2 separate regions of the Homo sapiens genome follow, and region 1 is linked to region 2. The links are chromatin loops, found by intact Hi-C in ENCODE. Cell type or tissue: A673. All regions are shown on one strand. Each heading gives the region's core, and the rest is flanking DNA. Links, peaks and the distances in the headings are about the cores only. Region 1 overlaps TASP1 (taspase 1). Region 2 has its middle 150 kb from the start of ISM1-AS1.

Region 1 (2,923 bases), core at 176-2,675, 66 kb before region 2:
TCAGGTGAATTGAAGAGTTGCAAATCTCTCACTTTAAGTCAAAAGCTAGAAATGATTAAGGTTAGTGAGGAAGGCATGTCAAAAGCTGAGATGGGTCAAAAGGTAAGCCTCCTACACCAGTTAGCCAAGTTGTGAATGCAAAGGAAAAGTTCTTGAAGGAAATTAAAAAGTGCTACTCTAGTGAACACACAGATGATAAGGAAGTGAAACAGCTTGGTATGGGGATAGAACATCTGATATAACACTCAGTGTTAAGGATCCCAATCCAGAGCAAGATCCTAACTCTCTTTAATTCTGTTAAGGCTGAGAGAGGTGAGGAAGCTGCAGAAGAAAAGTTGAATCTAGCAGAGATTCATTCATGAGGTATAAGGAAAGAAGCTGCCTCCATAATATAAAAATGCAAGAAGAAGCAACAAGTCCTTATGGAGAAGCTGCCACAAGTTATCCAGAAGATCTAGCTAAGATCACTGAAGAAGGTGACTACACTAAACAACAGATTTTGAAGGCAGACAAAAATGGCCTTCTGTTGGAAGATGATGCCATCTAGGACTTTCATAGCTGGCCAGGAGAAGTCAGTGCCTTGGCTTCTGAGAACATGCTGACTCTCTTGTTAGAAACTAATGCAGCTGGTGATTTTCAATTGAAGCCAATGCTTATTTATCATTCAAAAAATCCTATGGCCCTTAGGACTTATGCTAAATCTACTCTTCCTGTGCCTTATAAATGGGACAACAAAGTCTAGATGACAGCACATCTGTTTACAGCACAGTTTACTGAATACTTTAATCCCACTGTTGAGAGCTGCTGCTCAGGAAAAAATATTCCTTTCAAAATAGTTTTGTTCTATGACAATGCACCTGGTCGTCCAAGGGTTCTGATGGAGATGTACAAGGAGATTAATGTTTTCATGCCTGCTAACATAATATCCATACTGAAACTCTTTATTATTTAAGGAATACATTTTATAAGGCTATAGCTGCCATAGATAGTGATTCTTCTGATGAACCGGGGACAAGTAAATTAAAAACCTTTAGAAAACCTTCTCCATCAGGATTTGTTGCTTTTGAAATCTGGGTCAAGTAAATTAAAAACCTTCTAGATGCCATTGGGAACATTTGTGATTCATGGGAAGAGGTCAAAATAACATTCACAAGAGTTTGGAAGAAGTATATTCTAACCCTCATTGATGACTTTGAGGAGTTTAAGACTTCATCGGAGGAAGTAACTGTAGACTTGGTAGATATATCAAGAAACTAGAATTAGAATGGTGCCTGAAGATGTGACTGAATTGCTGCAATTTTATGATAAAACTTTAACGGATGAGGAGTTGCTTCTGTGGATGAGCAAAGAAAGTGATTTCTTGAGATGAAATCTTCTCCTGGTGAAGAAGCTGTGAACATTGTTGAAATAAGGACAAAGAATTAGGATATTGCATAACTTATTTGATAAAGCAACTTCAAGGTTTGAGAGGACTGACTTTAATTTTGAAAGCTCTACTGTGAGTAAAATGTGATTAAACAGCATTGCATGCTACAAAGAAATCTTTCATGAAAGGAAGTCAATTAATGCAGCAAACTTCATTGCCATCTTATTTTAAGGAATTGTCACAGCCACCTCAGTCTTCATGAGCCATCACTCTGATCCAACAGCAGCCTTCAACATCGAGGCAAGACCGCCCACCAGCAAAAGGATATGACTCATCTAAGTCTCAGATAATCATTAGCATTTTTGCAATAAAAGTACTTTTAAATTAAGTTATTTACATTTTTTAGACATAGCACTGCTATACAGTTAGTAAATTATAGTATAGTAGTGTAAACATAACTTTCATATGCACTGGGAAACCAAAAAACTTGCATGACTCACTTTATTGTGATTTGCCATTTATTGTGTTATTTGCTCTATTGAAGTTGTTTGGAAATGAACCTTCGGTATCTTCAAGGTATGCCTTTATATAGAGAAGTACATTCAAGTGAGATGCAACACCCTGTGTATCATTGCACTGATATGTTGTACAATTGAATTATAGCTTTCTATGTAAAAGTCCTCCTGCATTAATGGGTGACTCCCTATTATAGGGTTCAGGATACAGTGATTCACTATATAGGGATATGTGACAGTTTCATCTAAAGTTCACAATGTAAACATTGCAGTATTTCTAGACCTAGAGTTGTAAGTTCACGTATAACAGTATGCATTTATAATTATGTAACTGTATAACCTCTCAGTACAATCATCAAAGTGAAAAATATTGAAGAATCCAGAAACTTAATAGAAACTGGAATATCAGCAATCACCATTTTATCAAGCTTCCCACACAGCAGCTGTGCAAAGCCATTGTTGTCACAATAAAATAGATTTATTTATTTACTTACTTAAAAACAAAGTTAATGAGAGTACACAAAGCTACATTAAACTGATTTTACATAGGAATTAAAAGCGTGCTAGAAGGCCTCTATGTTATGTGCTTCTGCACAGTAAGTGGGATCTGACCACACAAAGTAAAAGTGAATAGAGTTGCTCTCATGGTAAAATTGGGTATATAAGGAAATAAATCAGAGAAGGAAACACAATGAGCAACAATAACTAAATGTATAATGTTCTTTAAGGTCCGATGTCCTTTGGAAGGTCTTCAGGCAGTGATTGGTGGAGACAGTCCCATGTACCCCAAGTTGCTCACCTGCATTATTTGGCCATATCAACTTTGTTTACCAAGTCCACATAAAAGATACCAGCATAGTCCTCCTGAAGCAAAAGGCATTGCTCGGGAGCACTGGTGCCTTTGGACTATAGTGTAGATACCATAAGATAGTTAGCACACATAGAATCTAGAATTTAATGAGCAAACACTCTATTCACCCAGAAAAAAAAGTTTTAATGCTATACATGTTTTAAACACTGTATCAGTGAATTCTTCCATATA
Region 2 (2,923 bases), core at 198-2,697:
TCATAATCCTACTTCCCTAGAGGCAACCCTTAATAAACACCCTACAGACTCTTTATGCATGAATTTTCTGTGTGTTTTTAACACAAAAAATGGTGCTATATTGAACTCCCAAAATGGGGTTCTATAGCCTGCAGTTTTCATTTAATAATATCACAAAAAGATGACCAGACCTATAGGTTTACACAATCCCTCATTTACTGCTTTCCCATACAATGCTGGCTCAGCCTAATGATGCCCAGTACATATATTTGTTCCTTAAACTTCTGGGGAAATCTATGACAATGCTGAGCAGAATAGCTGATATCCATATTTTCAGGCTGCAGGTGCATACAACAAGCACTGTGGTAAGGTCTCAGCCAATGAAAGCCAGCCTGGAAGGCATCCTAGAGCAGGCCATGGTCATTGCTCTTGAACCTCACTGTTTTAGTATCCCCCACACAACTTTGACAGGCTTTTTCCAGAACGATGGAAAGCTATTCTGTCTCTGGGTGCTGTAGGCCACAAGTGCCAGGGAATCAGCACTCCCTAGAAGTTGGTGTATAAATTGGCTAGCTCCTTTGCTACTTGGGTGCGATAATACCGAATATGTGTTTCGCAGTTTTTGAGAGAGTTCCTACAGGAATTAAGCTTCAGTTTCCCCCTCTGGTAGTTGACTTAGTACACCTTGTGTTGGCTTTCTCCCCTTTTCTGGTTCCTTCTTGACTCTCCTACCTGTGTTTACTGAAATCATCTCCCAGATGAACTACTTGGAGTCAACTCCTTATCTCAGGGTTGCTTCTGGAGGACTTCACACTGAAACACATTCCACTCCACATGTATTCTTGGCCACTAGGGTTTTTAGGCCCTCCACTGAGGGTGGACTCACCAGTCTGCTTATGCCCCTCACTGGGGCTCTCCTCCTGACATGTGCACCTGCTCAGCCATTTTCATCCGTAACATCGGAGGGACATTCTCCGAGTGATAAGGCTGGATATGCCACAAAAGTTTGTGAAGTTCGCAACTAAGTCAGTGTTAACAGGCACCAGACTGCTGGAGACAGACAAACACTTTTAAGGATATGGTGAAGTAAACAGAAGCTGAAGAGCAACAGTTCATCAAGGACTGGTGGATGCCTTCAAGGAAATGACCTGGAATGGTGTTAACGGTAGTTGGAAGAAGCTTTAGCTAAAGGCGTTTCATGACTTTAAGAAATTTGCAGAGGCCAGAACAGTGTCCTGTGTCACGAACACATTTTCACGACGTGCATGCCATGGGGGCCTCACACAACACCCATTTCCAAAAGGGCATCTCTCAAGTCTGGCTGTTCATAACATAATTTCATGGTAAATTTTTCTTAATGTCTTCCAAAATTTTTCTTAAAACTAAATGTTTAAGGCACATCAGCATTGTTCTGACATAAATCCTATAAACGCTCAACACTGGGAGTCCCCTCTGCCCGCAAAACCCAGTCTTCCTGTTCACCTTAAGGTTGCAGTGGCTGGTGACCTTCAGAGGGAACAGAGGTGGAAGCCACTCCCCCTCCCAGGAACGCTGGCCCAAGACAAGGCTGAGCCCAGCAGCAATGAATCCCTGTGTATATGATTAATGTGTATGATTAAGTTGTTTTCATTTAGTTGTATTCTAAACCTTTCCCAGAAGCCGATTAACCAGGGGAAGGAAGTATGAGTAGGTAAATGTAGTGGGCTATAGGGGGAGTGAATGGGAGGTTGGAAACATAAAGTTAATAATATCACATTAATATTTGTTCTGGGGCCTTAAGAATTCTTAAGGAACACACCACCCCTCCCCAGCACTTAATTTGCATTCAAGTCCGCAAGGTATTAGCCAGATGTCTATGATCAGAAACTCACAGGCTGACCAAATTGACCAGGCAATCTTTTTTTTTTCCCCCATGCTTCTGTCTCTAAAGTGTTTGGCCACAGGAAGGATTAAATCTAAAACTGGCAAGGGCTTCCCTCCAAGGCGGCACACTCAGCTTCCAGAAGACCATCAGCCAAGCCCAAGGTGGTTCATTATGACCAGTTGTGGAAAGCTGGGAGAGAAAGTGAGTCCAGTGGTTTCTCCTTTACATGGTGCAGTTACTGAAGCCCTGAAACCACAAGTGGCAATGCAGAAAAACTTTGTGGGTGGGAGTTTCTTTGCCTTGAATTGCCATGGGGATTTCTTTGTCAACAGAGTGTCAGAAGCCTAAAAGAAAAAAATTCAAAACAATTCCTTTAACCTTTACTGTCGCTATTATGATGGAGATCCAAAGAGTTACTCCTAAAATGATCTTTCCTGGCCTTGGAAAATCCAGTAATGCTTAAGAGGTAGAGGATATCTTCCAATATATTAAGAAAAACATGTGTTCTTTTCCATGTACAAGTAGTAAGATTTTAATCTTTCCACCCAGGTTCTTCCCCCAAACCTGTTAACTAGCAGTCTTTCCCACCTGGTAAATGGTAGCTCCATCCTTCTGTGCACTCAGGCCAAAACTCTGGGGGTCATCTGTTTCATGTTCTATGGCTGAATAACAAATCACCCCAAGCCTTAATGGCTTAAACAACAACTGTTTTATTTGCCCACAATTCTGTAAATTGAGCTTAACGTAACTCAGTGGTTTTTCTGCTGCTCTTGCTGCTAGTCACTAGTGTGCTGCATTTAGCTGGAAGGTGAGCTAGGAGATAGGCCGAGCTGGGATGCTGGATGGCTGAGTGTCCTTCTTACTCCATGCAGGCTCAGAGCCTCTCTACAGCATCTTTCCACACCACATGCCAAAAAGACACGGCAGGTCAAGCTTCCCAGGAGCACAAAAGCAGAAACTACCAGGCCTTCTACAGGTTTAGGTCCATAATGGCCCAGCATCACTTTTGCCACATTTATTGCTTATATTAAATCACCTGGTTCAGCCCAGATTCAAGAGGGAGGGACAGCCTAAGGGCAT

What was found. Peaks named below come from ENCODE experiments on the same cell type or tissue, not always from the same donor. Only the 100,000 strongest peaks of a DNase experiment are listed, where the experiment ranks them.
Region 1: it touches region 2 in a loop (4-fold over the local background); 2 of 110 quality-filtered maps call a loop at or near these places.

What each region holds. Positions count from the first base shown.
Region 1 is chr20:13,448,993-13,451,915 of GRCh38, reverse strand. All of the region lies in intron 11 of TASP1 (taspase 1), which reads left to right. Among named protein-coding and RNA genes, the nearest start is that of TASP1, 190 kb to the left of the region's middle. In A673, for the core only: no CTCF peak of the experiment used is centred there; a DNase peak (open chromatin) is centred at 1,635; H3K27ac peaks cover 1,081 bases.
Region 2 is chr20:13,383,466-13,386,388 of GRCh38, reverse strand. It overlaps a transcript of TASP1 not described here. Among named protein-coding and RNA genes, the nearest start is that of ISM1-AS1, 150 kb to the right of the region's middle. In A673, for the core only: no CTCF peak of the experiment used is centred there; no DNase peak of the experiment used is centred there.